Linked DNA regions of Homo sapiens: regions 2 and 3 are each linked to region 1. Evidence: chromatin contacts called from ENCODE Hi-C or POLR2A ChIA-PET data. All regions are on one chromosome and are shown on one strand. The core of a region is the stretch at or near the end of the contact, and the rest is flanking DNA. Distances in the headings are between cores, read along the strand shown.

The links. Hi-C counts contacts between places; a loop is a spot of excess contacts on that map. ChIA-PET counts read pairs that join two places held with the same protein, here RNA polymerase II (POLR2A). Pooled maps may share reads with other maps.
Region 2: a loop to region 1 is called in a pooled map, with 4 times the contacts of the local background. The contact joins two enhancer-like sites. A Hi-C loop is called at or near these places in 14 of 168 maps with a recorded cell type or tissue (Caco-2, Calu3, HCT116 and 10 more) and 16 of 50 pooled maps. POLR2A ChIA-PET finds 5 or more read pairs at or near these places in 11 of 52 experiments (BJ, H1, HEK293 and 8 more).
Region 3: a pooled map shows a loop between it and region 1 (2.9-fold over the local background). The contact joins two enhancer-like sites. A Hi-C loop is called at or near these places in 1 of 168 maps with a recorded cell type or tissue (CD4-positive, alpha-beta memory T cell), 2 of 37 single-sample maps with no recorded cell type and 9 of 50 pooled maps. POLR2A ChIA-PET finds 5 or more read pairs at or near these places in 10 of 52 experiments (CD4-positive, alpha-beta T cell, CD4-positive, alpha-beta memory T cell, GM10248 and 6 more).

What each region holds. Positions count from the first base shown.
Region 1 is chr12:12,734,446-12,738,583 of GRCh38, forward strand. It overlaps a transcript of APOLD1 not described here. Among named protein-coding and RNA genes, the nearest start is that of CDKN1B, 19 kb to the left of the region's middle. Within about 2 kb of position 2,471, at least 13 of the 41 ENCODE cell types and tissues checked have a DNase peak (open chromatin) inside an H3K27ac peak, as active enhancers do; they include ascending aorta and endothelial cell of umbilical vein, where a contact is called at or near this core.
Region 2 is chr12:12,897,959-12,901,641 of GRCh38, forward strand. The region is part of intron 1 of GPRC5A (G protein-coupled receptor class C group 5 member A); the gene reads left to right. Among named protein-coding and RNA genes, the nearest start is that of GPRC5A, 8.2 kb to the left of the region's middle. Within about 2 kb of position 1,598, at least 12 of the 41 ENCODE cell types and tissues checked have a DNase peak (open chromatin) inside an H3K27ac peak, as active enhancers do; they include ascending aorta and endothelial cell of umbilical vein, where a contact is called at or near this core.
Region 3 is chr12:12,504,295-12,508,277 of GRCh38, forward strand. All of the region lies in intron 3 of DUSP16 (dual specificity phosphatase 16), which reads right to left. Among named protein-coding and RNA genes, the nearest start is that of DUSP16, 57 kb to the right of the region's middle. Within about 2 kb of position 2,442, at least 13 of the 41 ENCODE cell types and tissues checked have a DNase peak (open chromatin) inside an H3K27ac peak, as active enhancers do.

The DNA of each region.
Region 1 (4,138 bases), core at 1,221-3,720:
TGGCTATGGGAGACCACTGTATCGATTCTTTCCATTTTGCAGATGAGAATATTCTAATTCTTGATTTCCTGTAAAGTGGGGAAGTTAAACGAAGATGATTTATAGATTCCTTCTGGCTTACAGCTCTGTGATTCTTGTTTCCTAGTCAAGATCACACATTCCATCCCTGTGGATCAGGTTATTTTTCAGGGAAGCTAGAGTCCTGATTTTTGGCCACAAACCACATATTCAGAATCAAAAGAAGATGATCTTATAATAGCGTAGGCTGAACAATAAACGTTTATAATCTCACTAGAAAAAAAGCACGTGAATGTGTAACCTAATGGTTGCTTAGTAGTGCCAGATATTGCTGCATTGTCGCGTGCAGTCTCTGGGAGCCTTTACTAAGGCCAGGCTCTGTGGGCTTCAAGGTCACAAACAGGAGCGCTGGCCTCCTGGAGCTCCACAAGGCGTCACAGCTGTAATTATTCCATGGAATTTAGGTGAGTGTTGTGAAGGATGAGTGCCATGAAGGGACCTCAGAGCTTCTGCTTCATGCTGTAGCAGTTTGGATCCCAGACAAGGTGACTAACTGAGGAAGCAAGCAGGGGCTAAAATCGAAACTCTTTCCCCAAGCCAGCCTGTGTTTACTGAAAAGAAAAGGGCCTTTAAAAATCCACCAACACTCCCTTTAGCTGAGCAGCCACTTATAGTCCCAGCTACTCGGGAGTTTGAGGTGGAAGGATCCCTTGAGCCCAGGAGTTCCAGTCCACCTGAGCAACAGAACAAGACCCCATCTCTAAAACAAACAAACAAACAAAATAAAAAATGCCATTCCATCCCCCTCACCTGCAGTGCCTTCCCCTATGTTCCAGTGGCTGCCTGTAGGATGCTGTAAGAGTTTGAAACAGGGGCCCTGACCTAGAGCGAGGGTTAGAGAATCCCTCCTAAAGAAATGACTTTCAAGTTGAGACCTGGAAGCTGAGCATGAGTTAACCAGTTGAAAGGAGGAAAGGAAGGAGAGTGAGCCAAGCAGAACACAGTCCAAGGCTGCAAGTCAGAGAAGAGCTTTGAAAGAATGTGCTTGTGGCTGGGGGGCAGTGAGCCAATGGCAGAAGGAATGAGTGCTGTGGCTGGAGTGATGGGCTTTTTAAGCCACATTAGGAATTTTGGACTTTAAGTGCAATGGGAAGCCACTGGATAATTTAAAGGTGACTTGGCAGGCACAGTGGCTGATGCCTGCAATCTCAGTGCTTTGGGAGGCCAAAGTGGATTGCTTGGGAGGCCGAAGAGGATCATTCGAGGTTAGGCATCGAAGACCTGCCTGGACAATGTGAGGCCTCATTTCTACAATAAATAAATAAATAAATAAATAAGCCAGGCATGGTGGTGAGCACCTGTAGTCATACCTACTTGGGAAGCTGAAGCAGGAGGATCGCTTGGGCCCAGGAATTCACAGTTTTAGTGAGCTATAATCCACCACTGCCACTCAGGCCTGGGTGACAGAGTGAGATCTTGTCTCTAAACTAAAATAAAATAAGCTCACACCTGTAATGTCAGCACTTTGAGAAGCTGAGGCAGGTGGATCACTTGAACCCAGCCTGGGTACCATGGCAAAACCCCATCTCTACTAAAAATACAAACAACTAGGCTGGGAGCAGTGGTTCATGCCTGTAATCCCAGCATTTTGGGAGGCTGAGGCGGGTGGATCACTCAGGAGTTCAAGACTGGCCTGGCCAGCCTGGTGAAACCCCGTCTCTACTAAAAATACAAAAAATTAGGTGAGCGTGGTGGTGTGTGCCTGTAATCCCAGCTACTCGAGAGGCTGAGGCAGGAGAACTGCTTGAACCCAGGAGGAGGAGGTTGCGGTGAGCCAAGATCACGCCACTGCACTCCAGCCTGGGCAATAAGAGTGAGAGTCTGTCTCAAAAAAAACAAAACAAAACAAAAAAACTAGCTGGGCATGGTGGTGTGCACCTGTAGTCCCAGCTACTTGGGAGGCTGAGGTGGGAGAATCACCTGAGCCTGGGAGGTCAAGGCTATAGTGAGCCATGATCACGCCACTGCACTCCAGCCTGGGTGACAGACTGAGACCCTGTCTCAAAAGAATAAATAAATAAAATAAAATAAGAGAGTGACTTGAGCAGCTTCAAATAAATTTTATTGTTTCCTCACTTTATCTAATATTAATTGAAATCCTTAGTCTTATGTTGGGGTTATCCCAATAGGACGTGGGAAAGAAAGTTCAAGCTTTCGCCTTGATAGTTCTCCATGATGCTGCTTAACATAAACAATCGAGTTTTCAAAAACCAAAACTCTTGATTTCATTAAGTAAGGAGGGTGTAATGTGTAGTGCTTGGGCCGTTAGAGGGGATGTGGTCACAAGTGGTATATCTGAGGCTTTTGAAGGAGTGCATTCAAGGAAGAGCCCTGCTTGGTGTCAGCTACTGAACCAGAGATCCGAAGAAGTGGACCTCGCCAGCCTCCTGCTCCACCCCGCTACCAGTCTTAGCTGGAGCTCCCTTTTCTTTGTCATACTCAGCCAGTTGCTCATTGCTGTTTTAGAGTCTGGCCCATGTTTTGCTCTTTGGCTGTGCGATTGGCGTGAATCTTCTAAGCAAATGAATAGCTTAGAGGTGAATACTGAATCTTTTGCTTCAAGTAGCTCAGCATTTTTGTCTTTCATTTTTACTAAGTGACTAGATTCAGTATTCGAAGATGTTTTGGCCAAATGATTCATTATTTATTTGGCTTTAGAAAGAGACTTCAAAAGGATAATAGAAATAAACAACCCAGAGGTTTTTTTTTTAAATTGAAGATTAATAAAAGAGAGACCTCTGCTGGCTACAGTGGGGTAACAACCTAGAGTTGGCCACTGACTCCACAGGAAGCTATAATGGCTGTGACCCACCCCATACGCTTTTACAGTTGTCAGCAAATTGATCACTATTTGTTCACTTCTTCAGCAATCAACTCAAGTTCTTTTGGAGTTCATTGAAGTGAGGTATAATTCCCAGTCCAATCACCACTGTTTCTGTTTCAATCTTTAGGAAAAGTATTAGTCTTTTATATTTCTCGAACATAATAGCTTTACATATGAGCCCCTGCCAAACTGAGACCTGAAATAATTCCTGCATCTTACCTTCTCTGTTTCCTTTCCCCTTTTTTGCCTCCACCTCTCCTCCTCCCCTTCTCCAGTAAAACAAAATAAAACAAATCTACACTCAAGAGAGAGTACTGATAGAAAGTGAGAAGGAGGGAGCTGGGCGCTTATCTTTGGCATATCCTCAGCTGAGGATCCAAGCTGGGGGGCCCAGGGTTGGTGTTAACTACCTGAGTAGAGCTGTAGTTCCTACTGATGTCTTCCGTGGGATTTGTTCAACCGTGGGAATGTGGCTGCACGATAGTGGAGCAAGATTCAGTGAATGCTTCAGAATATGGAGGGTCGTTATCTAGGGGGAGGAAGGGGACTGAATGTTCTCTTGAGACCTTTTGTTGGCAACAACAATAATGAGTGCCTACTATGTGCCAGGCCCTGGACTAAGTACCTTAAATACCTTAATTCTGTTTCCTGCTTTTCTTCTCTCTTCACAGTCTTAAGAATGTCTTTCTATGAGAAAAACATTGAATATATGTAAAGAACTTACAACAAGGCCTGCATAAAGTAGTAGCTATGCATGTGTTCACTATTTTATTATTATGTTTTTACTCTGGAATATGCTGCCACTCCTACACATGAGGAGAGGCTCTCCCCATACTCACCAGAGCAAGCAAGTCCTTTTTTTTTTTTTTTTTTTTAAGACACATGGAGTCTTGCTCTATTGCCCAGGCTGCAGTGCAGTGGCATGATCATGGCTCACTGCAGCCTCGACCTCTTGGGCTCAGGCAGTCCTCCTGCCTCAGCCTCCTGAGTAGCTGGGACTGCAGGTGTATGCCACCACACCTGGCTAATTTTAAATTTTTTAGAGATGGGGTCTCACTATGTTGCCCTGGCTGGTCTTGAACTCCTTTGCTCAAGCAGTCCTCCCAACTTAGCCTCCCAAATCATTGGGATGAGAAGCATGAACCACTGTGCCTGGTTAATTACATAGATATTTACATATCTACTATCTTAAAACGGTGTCCTTTTAAGAATTTCAAATGATGCTTTATAGTTTCT
Region 2 (3,683 bases), core at 348-2,847, 160 kb after region 1:
TGCTCCACATGGTTCTGTCCTTGGCTTCCCATGTGATCTTGTCTCCTCTTGAGGCTTCAGATACCACTCTAGGTGATGACTGCCAGTCTGTGCTTACAGCCCAAACCTCTCCTGAGCACCAACCCATATGCCCACGGTGCAGAGACAGCACAACCCAGTGTCAAGGAGCCTGGCTTTTAAGAGTCATGTAATCTTGGGCAAGTTATGTAATTTCTCTGTGCCTCAGTTTCCTCAGCTGTTAAAGGAAGGCATAATAATAGGGTTGTTGTGAGGATTAAATAACACCATATATGGCCAGGAGCAGTGGCTTGTGCCTGTAATCCCAGTACTTTGGGAGGCCGAGGCGGGCAGATCACCTGAGCCTCAGGAGTTGAAGAGCTGCCTGGGCAACATAGCGAGACCCCACCTCTACAAAAAATACAAAAAGTAGCTAGATGTGGTGGTGCGCACCTGTCCCAGCTATTCAGGAGGCTGAGGTAGGAGGATCACCTGAGCCCAGGAAGTCGAAGCTGCCGTGAGCTGTGATTGTGCCATTGCATCACTCCAGCCTGGGCGACAGAGAGACTTTGTCTCAAAAGAAAAAAAAAAAGAAAAAAGAAAGGAAACCATATATGGCTCAGAGGAAACTCTCAAGAGGACTTGGGTCTTTTGACTTGTTATTCCTGGATAGCTCCACGTGCAGGTCGCATATTTATCAAAGAGCCAACAAAGCTACACTTAGCATCTCTCCTTTCAAGCCTGTATTTCTAGGCTCTGACAGTGGTGCCACTCAGTTGCCTAAGCCAGAAATCTGGGAGTTAACCTGGGCTTTTCCATTCCCAAAGCCCTGTCTCTTCTACCTTCATAAAAATCTCCTACCATTTCCTGTTCATCTTTCATGTTTCATCTCCCTGCTTTCTTCCCTAAAGCATTAAACATTAAAAATAATTATTTTAAAACCCCACTAGGTAGAATGGGTCACTGTTTTCCATGTGCCCTCAGCATTCCTAATGTATTCCATAACTTCTTAGTTGTATGTCAGTGTGATTATTATTCATTCCAAGGGCAGTGGCCACAATTTTATATTTATTTATTTAGTTTTTTGTTTTGAGACAGGGTCTCACTCTGTTGCCCAGGCTGGAGTGCAATGGCATGATCATAGTTCACTGCAGCCTCGAGTTCCTGGGCTCAAGCAATCCTCTTGCTTCACCCTCCGAGTAGGGGGATCACAGGTGTGATCCTGGCTAAATTAGCACCCGGCTAATTTTTAATTTCTTTTTGTACAGCGGGGGTCTCACTATGCTGCCCAGGTTGGTCTCAAACTCCTGGGCTCGAGTGGTCCTCCCATCTCTCGGCCTCTCAAAGTACTGGGATTACAGGCGTAAGCTACTGCCCCCGGCCAGGGTTGCTTGTTTTGGAGACTTCTCAGCAAGCCAATGCTTGAATATATGGTGGTTTAAATGGAGAGAGGTTGGGGTCAGGGAGAAAAGCTCTAGAGATGATGACAGTGATTTAGAGGTGAAAAGGAGGATTGAATTATGATTATGACTACTTATAAAGAGCTATTCTTTCTGACCATGTGACACTGGACATGTACCTTCCTCACTCTGTTAGGTTTCTCACCTATAAAATGGGCTGTAGGAATGTTAAATGAGGTAATGGATGTAAAAGCATGTAAATGAGAGAATATGTGTAAAAATACATAACTACTCAGCATAGTGCCTGACTCATAATAGGACTCAGGAGGTGACAGTAGCTGTCATTATTCTTACTCATAATTACATCATGACTGTTATTACTACTGACTGAATGTAGCAATTCGAGAATAGAGAAAAAATGAAAATGCTAGAAAGTCACACATTTTCAGGGCTGGGCTGGCGCGAAGACACATTTTGACAGAATGAGAGAAATCTCATAGGAAGGAAGACAAAGTCAGTTTGTCTTTGCAAGGTTCTGGGCCCCAGATGATTCATTCTCAGATGCTCTGGGAAGGACTGCGTAGAATAAGCATGGGCAAACTTCCAGGCCTAGTCACAAGCAACTCTACACACTTTCCCCATCTCTCTGGTTGCGAAGAGGAGTCTCAGGTTAGAAACCCAAAGCGGGAGACTCATCACATGTTCACGTTTTTCCCTGCACAGTGGTCAGTGCTGTGTGTCAGTCAAGGCCATGTCTAGGGTCAGCGCTGCTCCAGGAGCCTCTGGCTTTGTCCTTCAGGTGGGCAGTCCCTTGCTGTGTCTCTTCTTCAGACCCTTCAACCTTACCTCTAGCCCTGGCTTTTAGTTTGGGTAGGAGTTTGTGGCACATACTCTTTTAATGACAGGAGATGGGGCAAGAATGAGGATGAGGGGGAGAAAGAAAGACATCTGGAAGTTTTGTACATGAAGCTCCCCAGGTGGGTGAACGGTGGAGCTGAACATGAGTTCAGACCACGTAGTTCAGCAGCGTGTCCTGCATTTTATAGATGAGAGGAGGCTTTGAGAGGTCAAGTGACTTACTTGTTCACACAGCCTGGCAGCTGAAACCCCTTCTCCCTAAAGGGGAGGAGGAACAGAGGGCTTGGAGTTGACCCAAGAAATGACTTCGCCCTCCTCTTCCTTTCCTCCCTCTTCCTCTTGTTCTTATTCTTCCCTTCCCTCTCCCTCTTCCCCACTGGTTTTTCTAAACCTTTCTTTTGGGGCCGGGCACAGTGGCTCACGCCTGTAATCCCAGCACTTTGGGAGGCCGAGGCGGGCCTGAGGTCGGGAGGTCGAGACCAGCCTGACCAACATGGAGAAACCCCATCTCTACTAAAAATACAAAATTAGCCGGGTGTGGTGGCACATGCCTGTAATCCCAGCCACTCGGGAGGCTGAGGCAGGAGAATCACTTGAACCTGGGAGATGGTGGTTGCAGTGAGCTGAGATCATGCCATTGCACTCCAGCCTGGGCAACAAGAGTAAAAACTCCGTCTCAAAAAAAAAAAAAAAAAAAAAACAAAAAAAAAACAACCCAGAAAAACCCAAAAAACAAACAAACAAAAGAACCAAAAACCCCTTTCTTTCATGCCTAGATTCATTCCAAAAAGGTTTAAGACAGCAACAAGTGATTCCAGGATCTCAGCTGTGGGCATCCTTGTGTTACTGGATGGCTGTGTGTTAATTGTTAGCAGCTGGAATAAGTGAAGAGGGTCTCGTCCTCATACTCAAAGTCCTTTGCTCATGCCCAAGGCCAGAGGCTACTCATGCTGAAACATTACCATCTCCCTCCAAAGTGCAGGGTTTAGTCACTGAGTACTGGGTGGAGCACATGACTGGATCCCAGTTAATCCCTCCCAGCTTACCAGTAAAACCTCAGGATTCATGCTTTCCTGGGAGCCACCTGCGGCCACTAAGATAGGAGCGGGGTTCAGACATGGCCAGGCGCTCCTAATCTCAGACCCAAAGTGCAATTTTTGGCAGCCTGCATGAGAAGGAGGGTGGGAGGAAAGGTGGCTAGAACCAAGGGTAGCAGCCTGGGGGCTTGAGAGGAAACCAGGCACAGCCCATCCTACCCTGTCTCACGAGCAGCCCGTCCTCCTCCTGACTCCCCTTACCCCACACACCGAGCGCCATTCTCTTGCTGCCTCATCTATTCTGGTTAGGTACTTACTGAGCATCAGGTGCTAGGCAAGTGGCTGGGGAGAGACAACGTTTAATGACTCAGTCTCCGCCTGCACAGAGCCT
Region 3 (3,983 bases), core at 1,192-3,691, 230 kb before region 1:
CTCACTCTGTTGCCTAGGCTGGAGTGGCATGATCTCAGCTCACTGCAACCTCTGCCTCCCAGGCTCAAGTGATCCTCCCACCTCAGCTTCCCGAGTAGCCAGGGCTACAGGGGAACACCACCACGCCCAGCTAATTTTTGTATTTTTGTAGAGACAGGGTCCTTCCTATGTTGCCCAGGCTGGTCTCAAACTCCTAGGCACAAGTGATCTACCCACCTTGGCCTCCCACAGTGCTGGGTTTACAGGCATGAGCCACTGCGCCCTGCCAGTTCTGGTGTTTCTCTAAAGAACTGTCTTCATATATTTTTCAATTCTGGCTCTAAAACAGTTCCTGGAATGGTTGTCATTTAAATTCAACAAAACAGCTTGGGCAACATGGATAAACCCAATCTCTGTTAAAAAAAAAAAAAAAAAAAAAGAAAGAAAGAAAAAATTAGCCAGGCATGGTGGAGTATTCCTGTAGTTCCAGCTACTTGAGAGGCTGAGGTGGGAGGACTGTTTGAGCCCAGGAGGTTGATGATGCAGTGAGCTGTGATCGCACCACTGCACTCCAGCCTGGGTGACAAAGTGAGACCCTGTCTCAAAAAAATACATACATACATCCAACAAAACAATATTCCAATAAATGTTCTCAAAGAGAAAACAGAGAATCCAAGGAAACACCACTTGAATTTCATTTGAACCTTATAAATGATTATTTTTATAAATAATGTATGTAATCCTAGAATGTACTGAACACTTACTGCGTGACAAACATTGCTCTAAGCACTCTATAGGTATTTACACACTCTTACAGCTGCCCTATGAGATAGGTGTTACTACTAATCCCATTTATAGATAAGGCTCAGAATCACATAATATAGGCTCAGAATCACGTAATATAATAACCGGAAGAGCCAGGTTATAAGTCTACTTTTCTAAATCCTATGGAATTACTTTCAACTCTCCCTTGGATGCAGGGACAGCCTTGCTGATGATATTCATGGGGTCCTGGCCTCCCCAGCTGTGACCAGGCTAAAAAGGCCATGGTCCTCTCCCAAACTGATGGAAGAGCCTTGTTTCCCCAAAGCTATATCGCTCAAAGGCTTCAATGAGGGAGAAGGAAGAAGATCCGACAAGAACAGAGAAAGGAGAATCTCTTTAAAGGCAATTTCACATGACACCAATAACAAAGTTTACAGATGAACTGGTTGAAATGTAAATATGGTCACTGGTTTGTTCATGACCACCATTTACAAGTTGGTAGTAGACCTTGGCTGTCAGGTCACCCCCCACAGAACAACTTTCAGAGGAGATGCAATTCTGCAATAATCATAAACTGAGCCATCAGCCAGGCTGTTCGAGGTCCAGTTCTATCGTTAATTGGTACAGTGATCCTAGATCACTTTGATTTCAGTGGACCTCAAAAGTAAGTGTGGCTCTAGAAAGTTCTAAGACAGAGAACAGAAAGGAGAGAAAGAAACCATTGTTCAGCTTCAAAACAAAAGAGCCAAACAAAACAACACTACACTGTAAAACACATTATAAAACAAAAAGAAGCCTCTTTTTCACAAATCTTTCTCAACTGATATCTAGAACAAACTCAAACAAATATTTAAAAATATTTAACAGATTTAGCTGCAATCAGAACATTCATTTAGTGCTCAGTTTGGCTTGAAATGTCCCAGACTGGCTCCCAGTCACTTCCAGAAAACCCTACCTCAGCCAGAGCACATTTTCACTGATCTTTATCTATGACAATGTTCCACTCTGCTGACATCCTCCTTCATTGACAGTTTTTTCCATTCACTGACCTTTCATTCACTGCTGCACTCTAGTGACTCCAGTTTCGTTTCATTAATTAACAACAGATGAGACACTGCCTGATTTCCCTTGGACCTCTAAAAACTAACTGTGGCCTCACCAGCAACTCAGTTTTGAAACATGCTTAAAATGTCCCTCTTCCTTTCGTAAGTTCTCTTACAAACAAGATCCACTTCAGAAGAAAAGTTCATTTATGCAAACGTTCTGCTCCAAATGGCTAACGGAGACAAAGAATCAAGCGTCCTCTTATCTGCCCTTATCATAACTTTGTTGTCCCAGGGACTCCAAGCTAGATTCCATTACAAGACATAACATCAGTCCGTTATCCGCTATTTACTGTGAAAAGCAGTACCGAAAAACTGATAAGCTTCTTGAAAAAATTTGCGCCTATTTTTTAAAGTTGTCTGAAGACTTGGCTCACTGTCCAATCTTGCCAAGTTTCTCCTATTCCTAATTTTATGCTGTTTATCATCTGGGAATGCAGAAAACAAAGTCATAGTAACCCACATGTGTTTCCCTAACATGGACCTGAACCTAAGAATGACTGTGCCCCCTACTCTGGAAGTATCTGTGCTAAGAGGAAGGAAGACAAATACACAGCTATTTCCAGCCTGCTGAGAAACAGGGATGGGCAGTCCCTGCAGGCAGAGAAGCGTCTTGGCCTCTACAGCTGTGGATGCACAGGCAGCCAGACCGCAATGCTAAAACCCATGTTTCTGTTAGTCTTCCATAAATCCAACCAAAAGAATGCATGTTTACAAATAAAAACATAGATACTACTTCCGACACAGAAAACATCTGGTACAGCTTCTAAGGCATTCCTCATTTAGATAACACCTTCTCCTAATTCAGCCATGAAAACGTCTTCCCTTAAGATCACCTCCTTCACAATTCCAATTATAAATATGATTTTCTGTAAAAGCAAACGTGAACCACCATTCCATTTTGGGGGGGAAAAATCTGCCAAGTAAAATAAAATACATATAACAACTCTACTAAACAATTCCAATTAGTCACTCTTTTCTCTTCCCTCTCACCCATGCAATCAGTTATATATCACAGTATTTTCTTTAAATGAAAGTATATTTACATAATAAACAAAAGTAGCACTTTACTGTGGCTTACTGATATTCTTAAAATGTTTTTAAGGCCAAAGTTCTAAAAATAGATCCCTCTCCTTTTAGCAGTTCCATGACTTTAAAGATGGTTTCCTGCAGGGAGAGACAGAGGGCCTTTCCACTCATGCCTTCATTTAAATAGGGAGCAAGTCACTAGGGATTTATCAACTGGCAGAGCCGCCTTCAAGGAAGGCAGAATCAAAGAGAACTGCCCTCCCACCCTATATTGTGAATGGATTCCATGGTTATACAAAGAAATAATATTGATATAAAGCTCTACTTTATGGAAGACATTTTCCTAAAAAGTCATATGCAAATTTAACTTTTGTATTTTAAATCATCTGCATATAGTTCATATGGTTTCACAGTTTTTGAACTATGCGGTTAAATTCTTGTTGTTGTTGTTTTTTGGAGATGGAGTTTCACTCTTGTTGCCCAGGCTGGAGTGCAATGGTGCGATCTCCGCTCACCGCAACCTCCACCTCCCGGGTTCAAGCAATTCTCCTGCCTCAGCCTCCCGAGTAGCTGGGATCACAGGCATGCGCCATCATGCCCGGCTAATTTTGTATTGTTAGTAAACACGGGGTTTCTCCATGTTGGTCAGGCTGGTCTCGAACTCCCAACCTCAGGTGATCAGCCCGCCTTGGCCTCCCAAAGCGCTGGGATTACAGGCGTGAGCCACCGTGCCCAGCCATTAAATTCTTTTGTAGTTCTCAAGTAGTTTAATTCTTTTGTAAAACAAAACTCCCTTTTTGTAACATAAACACAATCCTTTCATTTGCTTATTTTAGAATATATGTGAAAAACTAGAGTACACCTTCACCTGTAGAGGACAGTTCTCTCTTCTCTCCATACTGGAAAGAAAATCTGTTGCTTTACCATCACACAAAGGAGACAACTCTAACATTAAAAATGGAAAATACTGAAAATGTTTATTTTGCAGTAAAGTACTTTAATTGCTCTTAAGAGTAATTCTGTTATGCCTCAGTCTGACATGTCTGATTTAGGCAACTTTATTCTCTAGACACTCAAAAACAGACTAAAGTATGGTCACAATTCTTT